4 separate regions of the Mus musculus genome follow, and regions 2, 3 and 4 are each linked to region 1. A link is a loop called in an ENCODE intact Hi-C map of the cell type or tissue named here. Cell type or tissue: heart. All regions are shown on one strand.

Region 1 (5,000 bases):
CCACATTTTCATATTCCGCGTACGCCTCTACCAAGCAACCTTTTTAGTTGTCCCAGGAGGCATGAAATAAAAAGTAGGACAGAGAATTGACTAGACACGTGATGGCAGTTACTGCAGAAGACTTACTTCTATGTGATGCCCAAACTCATCAAAGCGGTGTTTTCTGTTACTGTGATTAGCTGTGTGGATTAATGCAAACAGCTAATGAGTGAGAGCACAGGTAGGCTGGGAATATACTATTGGACTAGCGTTTTGAAACCAGTCGGCTGGAAGTGAAGATAAAATAGGCTGATGGAGGGCCCAGTGGGGTCAAAGAACTCTGGACACAGGAGAGACTGAGTGAGCTGAGACAGTGAGAGGTGTCCTGTGAGAGTAGCGTGTCTGCCACTGAGGTTTCAGTGGTCTTGCAGTCATTAGCACTGGCAGAATCTTAGACAAGTGTGTAGATCGGTGAGATGAGGCCGACCATAAAGCCATTAGAAGTCATAAACCCTGATGAGATGGTTCAGTGGTTAAGAGCCCTTACTGTTCTTTTAGAGGACCCGGGTTTGGTCCCAGCACCTACAAGGTGGCTCATAATCATCTGTTCCAGGCGCTACAACACCTTCAGGTGCACATACAAACATGTAGGCAAAACACTCAAACATAGATTAACATTTTAAACAATGAAAGTAATTACTCAAAAGGAACAGTGAGGTAGCAAAGAGAGTTGGAGGTCTACCTTAACATTGATTTCCTTCCTCTTTACTGAAGCACTGACTCTAACCTTAGGATGTTGTCTGTCTCCACAGAGATGCATTTCTTAGCCTCCCTAATAGATAGATAGGGGGAAATGGTAAGTAGAATTTCTCCGTTTCTCTTTCTTTGTGTATAGGGTGTCCATAGAATGGCCAGAGCTCCAGCAGCCACTTCAGATCACGAGGTAGTTAAAAGCAGTGGAATAAAAAAAGGGAACTGAGCCGGGCATGGTGGCACATCTTTAATCCCAGGACTTGAGAGGCAGAGGCAGGCAGATCTCTGTGAGTTCAAGGTCAGCCTGCTCTACAGAACCAGTTTCAGGACAGCCAGAACTACATAGTGAGACCCTGTCTCACCCATCTCCCCCACAAAAAGAAAAGAATGGAAAAGGAACCATGCAGCTATGGAATCATCTCATAAATGATATATTTTAGACTTTTTATATGAAGGGGAAAGAAATATCAGTCTTGTTAGACCACTGTTGACTATCACTTTTCTATTAAATATAGCTGAACCTCATCCTACTTAATTAATCCATTGGATTGATGGAGTACTAATTGCATAGATATTAACATCACCTTCAGGAATGACTGTGTCTATAGACACAGCATTGAGTTAGGTGCTAAGGTCTTCACTGAGTGAAGGGGAATAAACGGGTCTATAAATAGCTACAGCCAGGAGAGGTAGTGGGTGCTTCAGAGGGGCTGGAGAGCTGGAGAAGCAAGAAGACACAGCAGCAGGCGTTCGTGCATGGTGAGAATCGAGGAGGAGATAAGTCCTGTTTTCTGTTTTAAGATCTTGACTTTTTAAAACCTGCTTGATTGAAGAAATACGTTGTATACCAACACCTGTTTCAAACCATACAGTGCTTTAGCCCTCAGATTCACATCAGTGGTCTACTCGGGAAAGTTTTCTGCAAAAACAGTCGGCCACCAAGTTGGTTCTAAGCGCTATTACTAAGCACTCTTTAATCTCCTTTTAGGAGAGTGATGTTCACTATTCAATTTAATCCTTTAAAAACGTATTCATGCTTTTTACCTCTCTTGTTAAGTATGTTCATTCAATTAATTATCATCAATGTACTGAGGCCCCACCATGCTCCAGGCACTACACTGGGCACTGGGAATACAGATTAATTGCAAGGCATCTGTCTTAGTTACTAACTCAGAGAGCGATGAGGCAAAGGAATCTGTCTTTGTGTCATGTGATAAGGACATCCATCAAATGCGAGTGAGGGCTGGGCGCTGGTTGGTACATGTCTTTAATCCCAGCACTCCAAGAGGCAGCGACAAGTGGATCTCTGAGTCTTCAGAGTGAGTTCCAGGACAGCCAGGCTACACAGAAAAAAACCTGTCTGGGGAAAAAAAAGTGACTGAGGAATCGAATCTACCAGAATCTACCAGATGAGAGGAGAGTACAGAGGTCACATTGGGGTCAGGAAGCTGTTCTTGGGAGGGTGGGGGTGGGGGGATAGGAGAGGAGCTGGATCTTGAAGACTCGTGGGCATTATTCAACTGGAAAGTGGGAATTTATTAAAAACACTACAGCAGAGAAAAGTGCATGATGCCTTGGGAGTTCCAGGTCAAAAGTCTGGAGTGGGTTTGTTTCCACCATGCTGTTAGGCAAGACAGACTAATAGTAAATACAATTACCTTGCTTAGGTATAACCTGTCCATCATGTCCATCTTCCTGCTGGGGACTACTGGTTTAATGTGCTCAGCCTTCAGGAGCAACTTATCTAAGTGATTTCAAGAAGTCTTAACCTTATACCACCAAAGCCCCCAATTGTAATTTATGCTTATCTATCACAGGAAACAAAACTGTTGTCGTAAGTTATATTATGGTTTATTAGAGCGATGTAATCTGAGCACAATTGAAGAAACAGTCATTTAAACAAATGGTCCCAGCCTATATTCTTTTTTTAAAAAAATATTTATTTTATCTGTTAAAGAGTGCTGTTGCATGCATGCATGTGCACCACACACATGCAGTGCTCACGATGGCCAGAAGAGGGAGACAGATACCCTAGAAGTGGAGTTACAGACAGTTGTGACGCACTATATGGATTCTGGGAACCAAACCCAGGTCCTCTGCAAGAGCGAGCCATCTTCGACTATCCAACATTCGTCTGAGAAGTTTTTAGTACACTGTAATTCAGGTCAAACTCTGAACTTAAAACAACTCAAACAAACAAAAATCTTGTGCACCGGTTTTAGACTTAAGTTGCAAAGACGACAGAGAGGTTCTGCGTGCTTGTTTTCCTCCTGAGAACATGTCATGGTGGTGCATTTATTAGTTTAACACCAATATTGACACATCATTCTTTACCCAGAGTACACAATTGTTACTAGTTCTTCAATTTTTACTTAGTATCTCTTTTTCTCTTCTTGAATTCTCACCATGGATACTTCCTCAAGGCTCCTGTATGCTAGGAAGCTCTCTCTCTCTCAGACTGGCTTTTGATGACTTCAACAGTTCCAGGGGAGTAAGGTATTCGTAGATCATCCTGAGGCTGCCTGCATGGTACTTTTCTCCTGCCTAGCCTGGGCTATCATCTGAAGGAAAAACACCACAGAGGTCATCTCATGCATACAACTACCAGTGATTGCCAATGCTTGTATTGATGTGGGCATCTGACTGAGGTAGTCTGTCTGACTTCTCCTCTGCAGTTATCCCTCACCCCTTCCCACACTAGATTTCTAAAGGAAGTTAATCTATGCAGTACATCTGAGAGAGCTTTGCTTCATTTCCTTGAGGGGCAAGAACTAAAATATTTAGAATTCTGTGTGGGGGCTTTACTTATTCCATTCTGATAATGTTTCCAATCATTTACCTATAATGGCATGGACTCAGGTATCTTTGTGTTTCAGGTTATAATCCAATACTAGGTTATTTATTGCTCGACATTTATTTCAAATTTGGCCACTGGGGCCACTTTGAAATGATTTCTATACCCCTTTGACATGAGCTAGTCAGTCCATTTGGGCCATTTCTTTATTCTTTGCATTGCAAGAATACATCTTTTGGATCATCAGATTTATCATAGTTGGGTAAGTGACGTAATCTTTTAATATGGCCAGAAGAGCAAAGTGCATGAATTGGTGAATCAGCACACGATCATCGATCAGTATCGATCAGTAACTACTCTTTGTATCTTCAGTTGTTTTAAGTTCAAGGTCCTATCCTAGCCTTACCTTCAGCTTGGTTTAGAAATCAATGATGCTTTTGTAGTTTTGCATATTCTAAGCAGAACGAGAGAGTTGAAGCTACTTAAAAGTACAGGCTTTGAAAGAAGCCTGTGGTATTAGTGCCCATAAGTAGAGATTACATTCTTGGCAGTGTAGTGCTTCAATATCTTTACAAGCTCAATGAGAGGACCTTTACATTGTAAAAGAAGAAAAGTTAAGATGCAGAGCTTCCGTTTATTTTTGAACGAAAGCAATCTTCAGATTAAAAAAAAATCCCAGACCCATTTTAATAATGACAAACATTCAGTTGCTAAAGGATTTCGGAAGGAAAAGGGCCCTAGAAACCCAACCAGGGCTCAGTGCTCAAGTTCACAGAGAGTACACTGGGTAAAATATTAGGCAGCTGTTCAAATCCGTGTATAATTAGGAGTTTGAATTCTCACGTATCTGCTTACATGTATTTGTGTTATTCTCATGCCATTCCTGCAGCGGGTCAAATTATCCTTAGGGAGTTCAAGTGCTTCTGACAGCCAATGCTTCTTAAATCTTGCATTTCAGTTCCACTCCTGCCTTTCTGAACTACACACAGGAAGAACTGGTCTAGGCAGAATGCCCCTAGTTAATACTAATACTAGTTCTAACTTAAGACGTGGAAGAGCTTACTGATTCTTATTATGTAGACTCTGAAGGAAGGAGGGAGCTGGGCAGGGGGAGACTCACACTTGCTGACCCCACCTCAATGCTGGGCGGGGCAGGGGGAGGGAATAATCACACTTGCTGACCCCACCTCCAGTGCTAGCACTTGCTTACTGCCTCAGCTGGATCCTAACACTAGCCCTTCAAGATTAAGCCAGGATAGCTAACTAAAAGCCTCAGGTTCTTTAATCAACCTATTGGAAGACGGCAAATTATTTAAAAGACTTTCAAACTTAGAAGAGCAAATCCTTTTCTGATTTTGTATATTTTGTTGTTGCTTGAGCCAAGTTCTTGCTATGCAAACCTGGCTGGCTTGGAACTCACTCTGGGAACTAGGCTGGCCTTGAACTTGTGGTGATCCTTTGCCAGGAACTCCCA
Region 2 (5,000 bases), 370 kb before region 1:
GGCTAGTAGTCCCTTAAGATAGTGTAGTATGTTGCCTTTGAAGTCATATTCTTAAAGGCTACTAACATATATGGAGGAAATGTTCATATTATTTTTAGTGGAAAACTATATGTCTGTTAAAATCCCAATTAAAGTTTTATAATAGACACTGAGCATGGAAAAATACTGTAAAGTATCAATCAAAATGTTAACCACAAGTTTGGCTTATAAACGATGTGATTATTGGAGATGTTAATTGTCTCTGATTTTTTTTTTTTTTTTTTTTTTTAGATGCCACTCTCTTAGGTTTAGAAATCGCTGGAATACCAAAGAGCAACGCTTCCTCTGGTGGGCAGCTGATTCTTATCTGTACATGGGACAGGGCGGGGGGGCAGGGGGGGGGGAGTTGGATCCAACCAAATTTGCAGTCAAAAGAAAGAGGTCAAAACATATGAGTCCATTCCTTAGTATTATTTAATTACTAGAATCAAATGTATGAAAACATTTTAAACAGAAAACTGCCTGTGTGACTTTCAAATGTATAGGAGCTTTTAAAATCTAAGGGTGAAAAAAGATATAACAAAATACATACATGAATACCAAAACACTAACAGAGGTGTGGTGATATTATTCTGATTGCTCACACATACCTAAAGAATTCCAAATGTGACTGCTTTTAAAAGCACATATACACACAAAATCTTGTAAAGGTGCCAGGGAAAATCAACACAGTATAAATACAAGTTAATTATGTGTAAACATAAGGAATAATTCTGTTGCTATGTAAACCTACCTAAGCGAAACTGTTACAATGTTTGTTTTTAGTTACAACCATTTTCCTTAATGGCTAGGCAATGTGGAGCAAGGACTGTAAGTGGTTGCTTGCCTTATTTGGGAGGACAGGGGGTCTTCCAAGATAGCCTAGCTGCTTGTCCTTACAGCAATCCTCCTGTCTCAGTTTCCAGCATTCTTGAATTAGGTAAGCACACCCCACCCAGCCGTTGCTGACGTAATGACAAACCTTGCACTAGGCACACCATTTGAGCTTTTGCCTTTAAATCCTCATAAAGATTTGGAAGTGTCTTAAATGTTGCAAAAAAAAAATTTACTATCTAAAGGTAAATGTGTGCCACTTAAAAGAAGAGTCAGCAAATGAACAGCCATGTACACTTCAAAGAAAAACATACAAAATGAATAAGCAAGATAGCTTGTCCTGGAACCTCAATGAGACTGAATAGCTTCCAAAGGCAAGGCTCCGAGAGCCCAGAAACACACAAGGCTCCCAGCACCTTTCCACCTTCTCTCTGCAGGAGTTAACTCAGGCACCACCTAAGTAGACAGCATTCGGTTATTCTTACTGGGACACCTCGTGAGCCCAACAGACAAGATTTCTCTCTCCTGCTAGGTAACGCTTGTGACCTACACCCGATGCAGAATCTTCTCAAAGGGAGGGAGGGGAGGGAGGGCAGGGAGGAGAACACAAAATGAAAAGGAAGCAAACCACACCATTTAAAAGTACACCTGCCTCTGAAAAAGGACATATACTTTAGAATACAACCACAGCTGTGTCTTCAACACCTTACCTGGCAAGCAAGGCTGCATTTAAAGGGGGTGCTATTTGTTAAATGAAGACGTATTATTAAGGAGACAATATCTGACTCCAATCAAAATATTCTCATCGTGTTTTTCTGGCCTCACAAAACACACATACTTTCTTCATATGAATAAACATGTCTGTGAGTGGGAGAGTCACTCTTACCCCAGAAACAGGTTCTGCAACACCACACACCCAACCAGTCTTTGTGTGGCAATGAGTCCACTCTGGCATGATGTTGGTCTGATATATTCAAAGAACCCAGAATTACTATTCAGTTGCCAGCAATCTGTAGAAGGAACTGACTTGGAGACTAGAGATCTCCGCTGGCAGGCCTCCAGGGAACTGGGCTTCAGTCCACTGGAAGATGGGACCCAGGTCCTCCACACCTGGCAGAAAAGTCATCTGGTCAACCAAGGTGACAGCCAACAGTTCCAGACAGCAGAGGGAGGACAGTGGAGTGACCGCCCCCGCAACCACCAGGACCTTGCTCCATCTCTCCTGGTACCACATAAGTACTGAGGAGCTGGCAGAACAGGGTTTTGCCAAGACAAGTAAAGCAGGGTGAGGGCTATGTCAGCGTTGATTAATCAATGCCACCAGCAGCAGCGACTCTGGGTGTGTCCACACCACACACACCCCATGCCTGTGATGAGGAGGTCTTTCAGCCACTGCCGCTGAGAACTGGGATCTTCCCAGGAAGACAGTTTCCACCCTGATATGTCCTGTAGCAAGCCTGCCATGCAGGGCTGAGGACACAGTGCTCTCTCACCACAGAGCCACTAATAGCCACCACAACCTCTGCCAATGTTATACTCACACCCGCCACCAGACGGGGGTCTTTGTCTTCTTCTCACCAAGGCAAGTTGATTATTCTTTTCCTATGTTACAACAGAGAAAAGAAAATAGCGGACTGTGCAAAATAGCAGACAAGCCCCCCTGGGTGGGGGGAGCTGGGGCTGCTCTTCTCTCCTGGGTACTCCCCAGGAACCCCACTGCTCTTAGTTACCCAGACTGCAGGAAACTGCTTTCAGAGAGTTCAATAAATGGCTAGGTGGCTTTCAAACTACACACCGTGTACCTCTCTGCCTCATCTCAGTGATGCTATCAGTCCTGGGGGCAGGAGCCTAACTTCCACTCTGGGTACAATTCCCACATACCTGGAGACTATATTTCCCTGCACTGCCTGCCCCAAGATGCCAAGGGAAACAATTAAGCCTGACGACACACCCAAGGCCTTAACATAGCATCACTCTAAGAGCCCACAGTCTTCAGAGGATTCTACGCAAATGTGCCTGGACCCCTTGAACTGCAGGCCAATTTGATGGCTGAGCTGGCACTTTGGTCTTCAAGCCAGGCATTGAGGGCCTGGGTCCCTCTTCTAATGCCCTGGAGCCCAGTCCCTGAGAGTCCTGCAGGCAATTGAGCAGTGACCCTGAATTCTTGAACACACTGACCAAAAGTAACAATAAAAAATGAATGCGATCATTGCTTTGCTCACTCCAGCTCCCAAGAGCCCTCTTTCTCTGTTTCACGCTTTTGAAGGCCACAGTGTTAAAGGCAAACAGGTAAGAATCCCTTCAAAAAGGGGCGGCAAACCTCCTGCTGCTGCCAGGGAACACTGTGCAGTCTGACCCGCCGAAGCCCAAAGGACAGCCAACAACTTCTGAAGCCACTTCTTTCTTTCCATCAGAGGCGGTAACATGAAGTGCCATGGTAACAGGGCGACCCTGGGCCCTTCTTGCTAAACGTGCCATGTAGGGGGCCTTTGGCACGCTCATCATTCTCCCTTCCCCTCATGCACCACGTGAGAATATCCCAACCCAAGTCAGTACTGCCACCCAATGATGGCTTGTTCCTCTAATCGAAATAAGAAGGAAGCTAAGGCCTACAGATCACTCTAAGTTCAAGGCCAGCCTCGAACACAGTAAGTTCCAGCCAATTCTGGCTACAAAGTAGTAAGACCCTCTCTCAAAAAATCAGGACAGGCTGAAATAAGTTGTCTTCCTCTCTCTCCGTGCTCCTGTACTCAAGGGAAAAGCTGCCAGCAGAGAGGCAGTCACAGGTTAACAAAACAGATATCCTCCGAGGAAGCGTCAATCACCCGGGCTAAAGACAGCACTTCGTGTGAAATCCGTGCATTCCGGGATCTATCCGAGTGACACTGATGGAGGGAGGGAGACTGCCTTTAAAGACACACGCTATACCTCTGTCAGTCCTAAAATATAGACTTCACAGACCGGCTCTTTAAAAGCACAAGGCAACATTACTAGCCTTGCAGTGCCAGCAGAGCAAGTGATGGCCTCCTTTTCAAGCTATCACTGTATTGCATACAGCTATGTTTATGTATATGCTTGTGTGAGTGTAAGTCATGTGTGTGTCAGTGCCCATGGAAGCCAGAAATGGGCATCAGACACCCCCCCCAAACTGGAGTTACAGGCAGTTATGAGGCACCTGATACAGGTGCTGGGAATCAAACTTGTGACCTTGGAAGATCAGCAAGCACTCACAATCCCTGATCCATCTCTCCAGCACCATCTGCCTTGCTTTTTGGGAAAGGATACAGTTTATTGTTTCATCTGGAGTGACTGGCTGGTACAGCCCCAGGATCATCCTGTCTCTGCCCCCAGCTATGGAATTACAAATAAACACCACCACAGCTGCTTATTATGTGGGTGCTGGAGATCCAAACCCAGGTGTTCTTGCTTGTAACAGGTACTCTACACACTGAGCCATCCCCACCCCTAACTAGAACGTACAAATTCCCAGACACAACTTGAGATCCACTGAGTCACACTACCCAGGACAATCATGTGTTCTTTTCGTAAGAGGAGCCAGGGAAGCTGCTGGACAAACTCTTTCCTTCTTCATGGACCTATCTGGACAGGGAGGTATGAAGACGTAGGGCTAAGGTGGTTCACCTGAACAGCCTTCCCAGACAGAAGAACATAACGTTCTTCACAAGTTCCACTCCTTTTATGGACAAGTGGGTGTCACTTCAGTGAAGGGTACATAGCCTGCTCTTTTTTACTTCTGTCACCCACACAAAGCTCAGGACTCTGAGGACAAAATCCAGAGATGATACCAATGAATAGAAACAAGAGGAGAGAAACTTGGTGCATATAAGAACTAGAGGTCAAAGACTGCCTCTTGATAGGAAACACAGGTACACTGCCCCTTGCCAGGTAGAGATCAGATCTAGCATGGGCAGAGAGAAGCACCAGAGGGCTTTAAAGTCCCCATCAGCACATACAACAAAGAGGTAACCCTGACCCACCTCTTAGGTAAAAACAGGGGATGGGTTAGCACAAAGCCAGGTGAGACATGATGGTGCACACTGAACACGAGCACTCGAGAGGCTGACACAGGAGGACCAAGGTTCCAAAGCCCTGTCTCAAAAGGCGCCAGGCAGTATAAGTCTGTAGGC
Region 3 (5,000 bases), 430 kb after region 1:
AGCCTGTATTTTTAGCAGTCTTGCCATTTGGAGGAAGAAGGATTTCACAGAGTTGCTGGAGTAGCAAAAACATCACGAGACTTCTGTTTACAAGATGCTTTCAGAAGGATCTCTCCGCTCTCCACTCGTGTTTATACATGCACAGTCTGTCAGGCCCTTCGACACCAAAGGCAGGCTTTTGTCCAGCGAGAGCAGATGTGTGGACGTTAGAAAACTCAGAGAGCAAATACTCCAGTGAAAGAAACTATTGAGCAGAATATATGATATTTTAAAACGCATTTCTGTCCTGTGTGTAATATAGCTAAACTAACATTACTGTGGAGCTGCTAACCTTTACATTTCCTGATTTTTTTTTTTTTTCTTAGCGTGCTTAAGGTCTTGTTGCGGTTGCTTGTAGCCTGGAGTTGTGCGTGTGTGATCCTTGTCTTCATTTTCCTTCCAATTCAGTAAATCATTTTTGAACTTTAACACATGGTTACAAGAGAGTTTAATGCCTAGCAAAGACAGGTTTTTGTTTTGTTTTGTTTTTTGTTTTTTGGGTTTTTTGGCTTTTTTTATTTGTTTGTTTGTTTTGCTTTAAGTACATTATTGTCACAGTCTACCCTTTAGGTACATTATTGTCACAGTCTGCCCTTTAGCTTGTTGTCCAGCAGTGACCTGATCTGGAATACCCGAGTCATGCTGGCTGGTATTATGTCAACTTGACACAGCTAGAGTTATCTTAAAGGAAGAACTCAATTGAGAAAATGCCTCCATAAGATTCAGCTGTAAGGCATTTCTTAATTAATGGTTGACTGGAGAGAGCCCAGCCCATTATGGCTGGTGCCATCCCTGGTCTGGTGGTCCTGGGGTCTATAAGAAAGCAGGCTGAGCAAGCCATGGGAGGCAAGGCAGTAAGCAGCATACCTGGAAGTTACTGTATCGGCTCCTGCCTTCAGGTTCCTGCCCTGTTTGAGTTCCTGTCCTGACCTCCTTCAGTGATGGTCTACAATGTGGAAGTGTAAACCAAATAAGCCCTTTCCTCCCCAACTTACTTTTGGTCATGATGTTTCATCACAGCAACAGAAATCCTAATGAGGACAGAAGTATTTTGGCAGTGGTTTTCTTTTAGAGGAATCCAATCTATATGAGTCAAGACCCTTCCCTTACATTAGCAATCCCAAATACTCTTACATACTTCTAGTTTGATTGTCTTTTCTCATAGTCACACGTGATCTTTTCTCTTTTAGAGAGGTTCGTAGCTATGTGGAATCTAATTTCTAAAGCCAAAAGTTGACAGCTCCCTACCCCCAAACCCTTCAACTTTATTTCTTACGTGGACTCAATTTGCTCTCAGGTTTATATCATTTAGACCTACCTGACTCTCTTTTAAACTTATAAACTCAGTCTCAAAGAGAAAATATCTTGCCACAGTTGTTCAGATTCTAAGCCAGGGAGAAACTGTATGGAAACCCATATGGCCAGTTGTGAGTTTTGCGAAGATTGGAAAGTAGTGAGTGAACTTTATTATTTAGCGTTCTATTATATACCATCCTTTACGACAGCACTGCTCCTTAAAAGGGTACCACAGGAAGGTTCCCTATTTTATATAGAGAAAAGCGGAGGCAGTAGTGGCTGTCCTGGTTAAACCCATGTAGGTCTTTTGGCTATGTTGCTTGCTTCCATCTTCGGGGAGACTGTACATTCTCAGGTACACAGAATCCACTTAACTGTTAGAAACGCTTTGGACCAGTGCACAGAGTTGCAGGAGAATCCTTAAGATCAACTCCGCAAAGTACAAACTCGAAGATTAGTAGGGTTTTGTGGGGAGGGCAGACAGTAACGATGGCTGGTCAAGGCAGTAACACGGCCCCACAAAATAAGGATAACAGGAATCTGAGCAAGGCGCATTAACCAAGATGTGAAAAAGTGCTACCTAATGAGCTAACATCTAACTTCACAGGGGTAGTGCTGAACGCGTCGCCCTCGAATTCTCAACATCAAAGCTCTTCCAAAAAATAAAATTAAGTGAGTGATACTGTGGTTGGGAGAAGACCTGGAGGCCGGGGCAGAAGGTGCTCTCTGGAAACCATAGGTAGTGCTGGCCAGGCAGGGCGGGGCGGGGCAGGGCCCGAGGTGAAGGAGACCTTGCTCTAGCCACAGCGCCAGCAGGACCCCAGAGAGTCTGTTCTGGGAAGAGGGAGAAGAGTGCAAGCCGAGGGGACCAGCTTTCCAGAGGGAAGAAAGCCCTCACGGGCAAAGGTAGAGTGGACACCTAGGGGCGGATGGGTGGGCTGGGGGAAGCAAGGCGGAATCGCAGTGGAGAGGTGCGAGGAGGTGGCATGAAGACTGAAGACTAGGCCCGACCCTGAACGGCGGGCGAGTGAAGGAAGATCGGTTCCTTCTGCAGCTCCCAGTTAGTTTCTGTCAAAGATGGCTAAATTCCACTCTGCCCTTCCCCCTCCCGCGCCTTTTCTAATCCCCTTCGGTGGCTCCAGTACTGCTGGAGGCCATGGGGAGTCTGGGTGAATGAGCGCCGGGAGGAGGGTGAGGAAGGAAGAGAACCTCCCCGCCGCACCACCCGCCCCGTGGGTCCTGCAGGAGGATCTTTTAGTTGAAAAAGAGGGTTCTGTGGCTTTAAACCGGGGAGTGGGCGTCACCGCGGGGGGACCCGGTGACTAGCCGGGGCGGGGTTGGATGGGAGGGGTCATGCAAAGCAGAAGGCGGTGCCGTCGGGGCGGGGCCGTGGGTGGGCGGGGCGCGGGCGGCTTCTCTTGAGCCAGGCGCGGGAGGGGGCGGAGGCCGCGGCGGGCTGGTACCATCGATCGCCTTCGGGGAGGGGGACGGGTGCCATTCCCCCGGAGGGGGCGGGCCCTGGCGGCGGCGGGGCCAGGGCCCCATTCCCCGCCGGGCGGGCCGGGGGAGGGGCGCGCCTCCGCTCGCGTCCGAGGCGGGGCCCGCGGTACCTTTCGTGGCACGGTGCGGCTGGGGGAGGGTCGAGGGGAGGGGGAAGGGGCGGGCCTGGGAGGGGGAGCCGGAAAGGGGGAGGCACCGGCGGACAATGGAGCCTATGTGTGCCTGCGGGAGTGGGACGGCGCCGCCGCCGCCGCTGCCGCCGCCGGGGGGAGACGCTGCGCTGCTGCTGCCGCTGGTCCGGGCCCCGGCCCCCCGGGGCTGAGAGCAGCCGGGGACCGCAGCTCCCGCCCGCGCTCGCCCCTCCCCCTCTCCGGCCCGGGGTAAGTGGCCCCGGGGAGGGGGAGGGGCGGGCCGGCGCGGCGGGGGCCGGGTCCGCGTGCGCGTGTGGCCGGGGGGCCTCCGGGGGTCGGGGCGCTGGCTTGGCGAGTTGAGTCTGGAGGAACCTGTTGGGGGAGGCGGGGGAGCCTCGGGAGCTATGGGAGAGACCGGGGCATCTCTCGGGGTTTTAGAGGTTGTGTCCCAAAGCTGTGCTTGGAGAGGTTACCTGAGGGGAGATGACCGTCTCGGGGTCTTGGGATGGAGGGGCGATGGAGAGGAAAGAGCGCGCGAAATTAGGAATTTCGGGTTGAGTTTGTAAGACCCGGGAGATGCGTAGAGGGGAGAAAGGGGACTCCGCAGGCCAGTGACTTGTTGAAGGGTTGGGGGAGGTGAAAGCCTAGAGGAATGTCTTGAGTTGTAAAGGGTTCCAGCAGGTGAGTTGGCGACGAATGAGTTAGGTCACTGAGTCATTGTGAGGGTCGTAGAACACACCAGTGGTTTTCAAATTGGAACCCTAGAGGCTGGCTGGCCTTTGAAAGTTGCAAAGACTATTAAGATGTCACTGGTAAGTGTTGGGTGAGCTTGGTGAAATGGAGTTATCCTAAGGAAAACAAGTCGCAGAGTTGGTGGTTAGTCCAGAGGGAAGGACCACGGCCTGTAGTAGTACTGCTGGGAACGTTATGTTAAAGCTGCCAAGGATGAGAAAGAAAGCTTGAAATCTGTCCCCCAAGAGCCTTAGTCTGCTGGAGGTAAGGAAGGGCGTTTTTTTAAATGTTAAAAGAGTTATTCTGAGGCCAAGATTGGAGTCAAAGTCATTAGGTAGGGTAGTGAAATGGATGCAAATATGCCTCTGTGGACATAATCCAAGGCAGGATGCAGTGGATACAGAGTTACACTTTAGTTAAAGCAAGAACAAGTCACCCCCTGACAGTGACGTCAGCGGCCATGTAAAAAGTCAATTTGATGGTGCATTTGTTAGCGTTTGATAAACTGTGGAATTAAATGGTTATTTTGGCGACAGAGACCTGGGCTCTTGTGTAGGGAACACAGTGATGAATTAGTTACAGGAGGTGAGGAGTAGGTAGTGAAATAGTCAAGATGTTGGGAGGTAAGACTTGTTTAGAACCTGTGACTTGGAGGCTTTTAAGTCTGGTTGGTTTGAAAGTTTTTGACTGGACACTAGTCACCAGGGAGTTTATCATGAAGAAGTGTTTGTGTGCAAATCTGATGGTCCTGGGGACCAGTAACAAAGTCTTCTCTCTTCTCTTGAAAAGGCCTATACTATTGACAGGGATGGACTAAGAAGAGGGTCTCTTAGTTCCGGTGTTGCAAACATGCTTTGAGGAATGTATGAGTGTGTATATGACATTTGATAGCTTTATGACCTAGAAGTTGGATATTGAGCCTTGAAAGTCTTTGTAATCAGTTGCTGGATATAATAATTTCAACATAGATGATAGTTGGATGGGAAAGTCATTGGCCTAAAGATGGAAGCACAGTTTCTGTATAGTTTTCTATTTATAGAACAAGTATCATGGAACTGGCTCTTGAGCAAAAGGAATGTTTTGTTCTTGATTCCAGTTAGCCAGCACAAGCCAAAACAAAAACCAAACCAAAACAAAAAAACCCTTATATATATGGAATTTCTTCTATGGGTTATTTCCCCGTGGCCTTCAGAAATACCTGCTGCTGTAAACTCAAAAGGAAAGAAAATGCTAGGGGGGGAAAGACCCAGTGATTTCGCAAGCATTGTAACCAGCTGAATATTGGATCATGGTGACCTGGCA
Region 4 (5,000 bases), 110 kb before region 1:
TCCCTCCTCTCTGATAACTCTAGATTGTACCAAGTTGACATAAAACTAGTCAACACATTTTTCTTTGAAATTAAATTTTCACCCTTTAATCCTGAAATTGTTTCTAACCTCCACCACAATAGATGTATTTTTCCTATTTTTTTTTTACTTCAAATGATTGAAACAATTACATTTTACACAAAATGTTTTGTTTGTATATGGCTTTTTTCATTACCATGTTTTTGAGATTCATGTATGAAGCACACATCAGAGCCAATTCTTTTTCTTTGCTGGACAGTGTTGCACAACTATGTAAAAACATGTTTATCTTACTTTGTTTAAGACAGGATCTCTCTATGTAGCCCTGACTGACCTAGAACTTGAAATGTAGACTCAAGTCCACAGAGATCTGCCTGTCTCTGCCTTCTGAGTGCTGGGATTAAAGGTATGTGCCACCAAGCCTGGCATCCTACCTTGCTTTAAAGAAGTATTCTTTAAATCACAAAGTGTTGTATATTTATTGTTAAAAAAGAACTATAGAATCCAAATGATGGAAAATGAACATAAATATCCATTTTACTCTCCAAGATATAACCATTATTATTAATTTATACATCCCTAGTTGAACCTTTGTTCATATTAAGTCGCCCATATTGTATGTACATCATGCAAGCTAACCAGCATTTCCCTTCAGTGTCAAGCTTTATGGCTTAGGTCTAAGCAGAACCTGAGATGTTAAATTGACACAGCCTTTGGTTTTACCTGTGGGATCTTTCTTACATTTAAAGATTAGGGCTAGAGAGGTGACTCAACTACTTACTGCTTTTGCAAGGACCTGGGTTGAGCTCCCAGAACCCATATGGTGCTCATAACCATTTGGAACTGTTGTTCCGGGAAACCAACTCCCTCTTCTGAACTCCTGGGGCAGCCAGCACACACACACACTTGTAGTGCACATACATATATGCAGGTAAAACATTCATTTACAATATTTTAAATCTAAATTTTTTTAAATTCTATGAAATAAAAATTAAAGGTGAGACCTGAATAGTTCTTGGCCTAAATTCAAATGGTTCATAGCATAGAGAATAAAATATCTTCATCTTGTTCCTTCTACCCCATTTTGTTTCCTTTCTTAAAGGAGCTACTGTTAACTACAAACTGTGATGAAGATGATGATAAGGGTCATAAAATGTTAAGCTTATTGTAATGTTTCTTTTAAATTTCATTTAAGCTTCAAGCTTTGTTATCGAGGCAGCACAATCTTTTGACTAGGATCAAGTTATTTTAAACACCAATGATCATGCGAAGGCTGGCTCTGCTGTGAAAGCTCACTATCGATTTTTCAGGGTAATTTTGGAGTAGTTTATGTAGGAGGAAGTAGGGTGCTCTCTGCCTGTCCATCTGTCATAGTGAGTTCAGAAACTCTGTCTTTAATAGACTGTTGTAGATTTCAAAGACAGATGCTCAGTTTCTTTTGACTTTCAAGCTCACATCATTTAAGGATTTAAAAAAAACGCAGCGGTTTTTACTTGGAGTCCCATTTTATGGTCTGGCTTAGAGGATCGGAATCTGTGTCTTTAGATGAAATTATATATGCAAAGCTATTTGGCATACAAAGCTACAGGATTTTGTTTAGGTGATTAGAACGATCACGATAGCCCTAGCCCCACAGTTTTTGAATCTAAAAGTCATTAGTTAGGGACCCAGAGTTCCTGCCCTGGAGGAAGTTCAAGGGATTCCTGGAGATGCTGTTCCTCCTCTGGTACTTGCCTCTAAAGCCAGGAAGTGAATTTCTTACTGGCAACAGTTTGTGATACCTGCATCTCATCCAGTTGCTGCTCCAGGTTCTCTTATGTGGGTGAAGTTCTATAGGAAAGGATCGGAAGACTTAGTTGTATAATAGTAAAACCAGGTACTAACTATGCCAGTGAATTTCCAGCCCTAATTCTGAAGTACTTGAATTGAAAACACTTTCAAAGAAGTGTCTGTCTCCCTTCTTCCATTTCCAACAGAAGTTGTCTACCAGAACCTGAAAGAGAATTCGTGATACTCTCTCAGGAGGCCTGAAGCTTGACAAAGCCCATTCTCTTGTTAGCTTTAAAATCTTGATCAGATCCAGTCACCTGGTGTTTACTGGACTCTCAGGTGCCTGCATTATACAGGTCCATTTCCCACTTTCAGAAAAGGACAAAACACCTAGGCCTGCTTATCCACACATCACGTGACATTGATAGAAACACTAGTCTCCTTTCTTGTATCAATCCAGTAGTAAGTAAGGTCCAACCTTAGTTTGGTGTCGGCAAACTCTTTCAACCTGCCTCCTCTACTTATCAGGTTCTCCCCAAACATATCTGCAGCTTGGGAACTTCTGACCCCAGAGTCAGAGTTAGGAGAGGAGGTGGGGCGGCGTCAGAAGGCGGTGGCGCAGCGGTACCTAGTGGCACCGCCAGGCCACATCCAGTGTACGTGGCACTGACCGTAGACAGACAGGGAGGGGACTGGGCTTTCTCCTCTGGGAGGAGCCTCAAGGCATCCAGCAGAGGAGAGAGATTCCCTGAAAGGATTGGGGAGTGTATTTGGTGAGATCTTATCAGAGTAAACCAGCCAGGCGTTGGCCTTATATCTCACTTTGCATTCTCCCCCTCCGAGCAAAGTCCGCTTTACCGGGCTAGCAGGCGAGAATGGATTGGAGGCGAGGGGAGGTACTCGCCAGCCCGCATGCGCGGAGCCGCAGCGGTCGGACTACATCTCCCAGAGGAGGCTTGGGGAGACCGCCTATCCCGGCGCCATCTTGAAATCTGATGCTTCATCTCCCGGGCTTTGCGTCAGCTCTGAGCCGACTTTACTGTCCCAGAGCCTAGACTGCCCGCCCCGGAGGACGTGGAGGACGAGGCAGCCCGCGGGAGAGACAGCTGTGGGGGCCCTGGCAGCGACCTCGCGCAGCTCGTACCCTGTCACTCAGCATCCCAATCGGTGTTGCGCCCGCGCCCGCCCCCTGCCCGAGGGGCGGGGCTGGTCTTGTGGTACCCAGAGTCTGCGCACGCTGAGGTGTGCCCCTGCCCAGTGAGGACCTGGGACTGGGCCATGCCAGCCCCAGACCATCAAGGTGGGAAGAGGACCGCATCCCAGAGCCGGTGAGCAACCCGCAGCTTTGGCCGCTCCAGAGAAGTTCCGCACCCTCCAGGAGTGAAGATGAAAGAGATTTGCAGGATCTGTGCCCGGGAGCTGTGTGGAAACCAGCGGCGTTGGATCTTTCATACCGCGTCCAAGCTCAACCTCCAGGTTCTGCTTTCGCACGTCCTAGGCAAAGATGTCTCTCGTGATGGCAAAGCCGAGTTTGCTTGTAGCAAGTGCGCTTTCATGCTCGATCGCATCTATCGATTCGATACTGTCATTGCCAGGATCGAAGCCCTTTCTCTTGAGCGCTTACAGAAGCTGCTCCTGGAAAAGGATCGCCTCAAGTTCTGCATTGCCAGTATGTATCGGAAGAATAATGATGACTCTGGCGAGGAGAACAAGGCGGGGAGTGGGACAGTAGACATTTCCGGCTTGCCAGATATGAGGTACGCTGCGCTGCTCCAAGAAGACTTTGCCTATTCGGGATTTGAGTGTTGGGTAGAAAATGAGGATCAGATTAACGACTCACACAGCTGTCATGCTTCCGAAGGGCCCGGAAACCGACCCAGGAGATGTCGCGGTTGTGCAGCTCTGCGGGTTGCGGATTCCGACTATGAAGCCATTTGTAAGGTGCCTCGAAAAGTGGCCCGAAGTATTTCTTATGCCCCCTCTAGCAGGTGGTCTACCAGCATTTGCACTGAAGAACCGGCATTGTCAGAGGTTGGGCCACCAGACTTAGCAAGCACAAAAGTACCCCCGGATGGAGAAAGCATGGAGGAAGGGACACCAGGTTCCTCCGTGGAGTCTCTGGATGCTAGTGTCCAGGCTAGTCCTCCACAACAGAAAGACGAGGAAACGGAGAGAAGTGCGAAAGAACTTGTAAAGTGTGACTACTGTTCTGACGAACAGGCTCCACAGCATTTGTGTAACCACAAACTGGAGCTAGCTCTTAGCATGATTAAAGGTCTTGATTATAAGCCCATTCAGAGTCCCAGAGGGAGCAAGCTTCCTATTCCAGTGAAATCCATCCTACCTGGAGCCAAGCCTGGCCATATCCTGACAAACGGAGTTAGTTCCAGTTTCCTTAACAGGCCTTTGAAACCCCTTTACAGGACGCCTGTGAGCTATCCTTGGGAGATTTCAGACGGACAGGAGCTGTGGGATGATCTCTGTGATGAGTATTTGCCGATCGGGTTCCAGGTATACACAATGGCTACCTATAGTGCTTTTCTCATGAGCCGTCCACAGGTTTCCCATGGTTTGTTTAGCTCCAGGATAGTAAGTGGTCTAGGCTTGAAAAAAATTAATTGTTGAGCTTATTTCAGCTATACTTTTTGCTTATGCACCTTAGTAAATGTGATTTACACTTACATAAATTACTTTTCAGAAGCCTTTTAAACAGTATCAGTTTAACAATTCCTATTGTCAGAATTATATGTAACAAAAGATAAAGGTTCTTTTTCTGCAGAAAGAAGTCTTACTTTTGGCATCGGAAACTGTCCTCCCACACCACCCCTTGATTGTTGCTGGTTTTTGTTTTTAGATTTGTGAATGATATTCTTCCATTGCCTTTCAGTAAGAGAGTTAGAGTTAGGTTCCTGGCAAGTTCACCCTGGAGCTTTAAGCTTTTCATCCCTCAGATGCCTCAAAATGGTTAGCACATAGAGTGGAAACTATTAGCCCATCAGGAAAGCATTAGAAAGAACATCTGGGCAGTGTTTGTTATAATTAATGGTCATCTCAGAGCTAATGGTGACTTGTTCGTGGAAAATACTTAGCGATTCAAATGTTGTCACTCATGAAGTTAAGCTGAAAACTGCACAGACAGCTTTTTCTTCCTTTGTTAAGGAAGGATTCACTCAACCTACTCTCGACTTTCTTAATAACTGGAGAATGGCAGT

The links. Peaks named below come from ENCODE experiments on the same cell type or tissue, not always from the same donor. Only the 100,000 strongest peaks of a DNase experiment are listed, where the experiment ranks them.
Region 2: it touches region 1 in a loop (2.4-fold over the local background); 2 of 42 quality-filtered maps call a loop at or near these places.
Region 3: it touches region 1 in a loop (5-fold over the local background); 2 of 42 quality-filtered maps call a loop at or near these places.
Region 4: a loop joins it to region 1, with 2.6 times the contacts of the local background. A loop is called at or near these places in 4 of 42 quality-filtered maps.

Annotation. Positions count from the first base shown.
Region 1 is chr3:97,652,853-97,657,852 of GRCm38, reverse strand. Fmo5 (flavin containing monooxygenase 5) reads right to left here. Exons shown (of 9, transcript NM_001161763.1): 9 at 2,566-5,000. Among named protein-coding and RNA genes, the nearest start is that of Prkab2, 2.9 kb to the left of the region's middle. In heart, a CTCF peak has its summit at 2,741 (motif pointing right); no DNase peak of the experiment used is centred here; H3K4me3 peaks cover 611 bases; H3K27ac peaks cover 2,452 bases.
Region 2 is chr3:98,017,884-98,022,883 of GRCm38, reverse strand. All of the region lies in intron 1 of Notch2 (notch 2), which reads right to left. It overlaps Gm40103 (a long non-coding RNA gene), which reads left to right. Exons shown (of 2, transcript XR_001783932.2): 2 at 271-578. Among named protein-coding and RNA genes, the nearest start is that of Gm40103, 5.7 kb to the left of the region's middle. In heart, a CTCF peak has its summit at 2,397; no DNase peak of the experiment used is centred here; H3K27ac peaks cover 1,677 bases.
Region 3 is chr3:97,225,433-97,230,432 of GRCm38, reverse strand. Bcl9 (B cell CLL/lymphoma 9) reads left to right here and starts at 3,069. Exons shown (of 10, transcript NM_029933.4): 1 at 3,069-3,215. In heart, a CTCF peak has its summit at 3,101; a DNase peak (open chromatin) is centred at 2,722; H3K4me3 peaks cover 3,390 bases; H3K27ac peaks cover 2,706 bases.
Region 4 is chr3:97,765,773-97,770,772 of GRCm38, reverse strand. All of the region lies in intron 8 of Pde4dip (phosphodiesterase 4D interacting protein (myomegalin)), which reads left to right. Among named protein-coding and RNA genes, the nearest start is that of Gm46816, 20 kb to the right of the region's middle. In heart, a CTCF peak has its summit at 2,419; DNase peaks (open chromatin) are centred at 2,752 and 3,682; H3K4me3 peaks cover 2,481 bases; H3K27ac peaks cover 1,874 bases.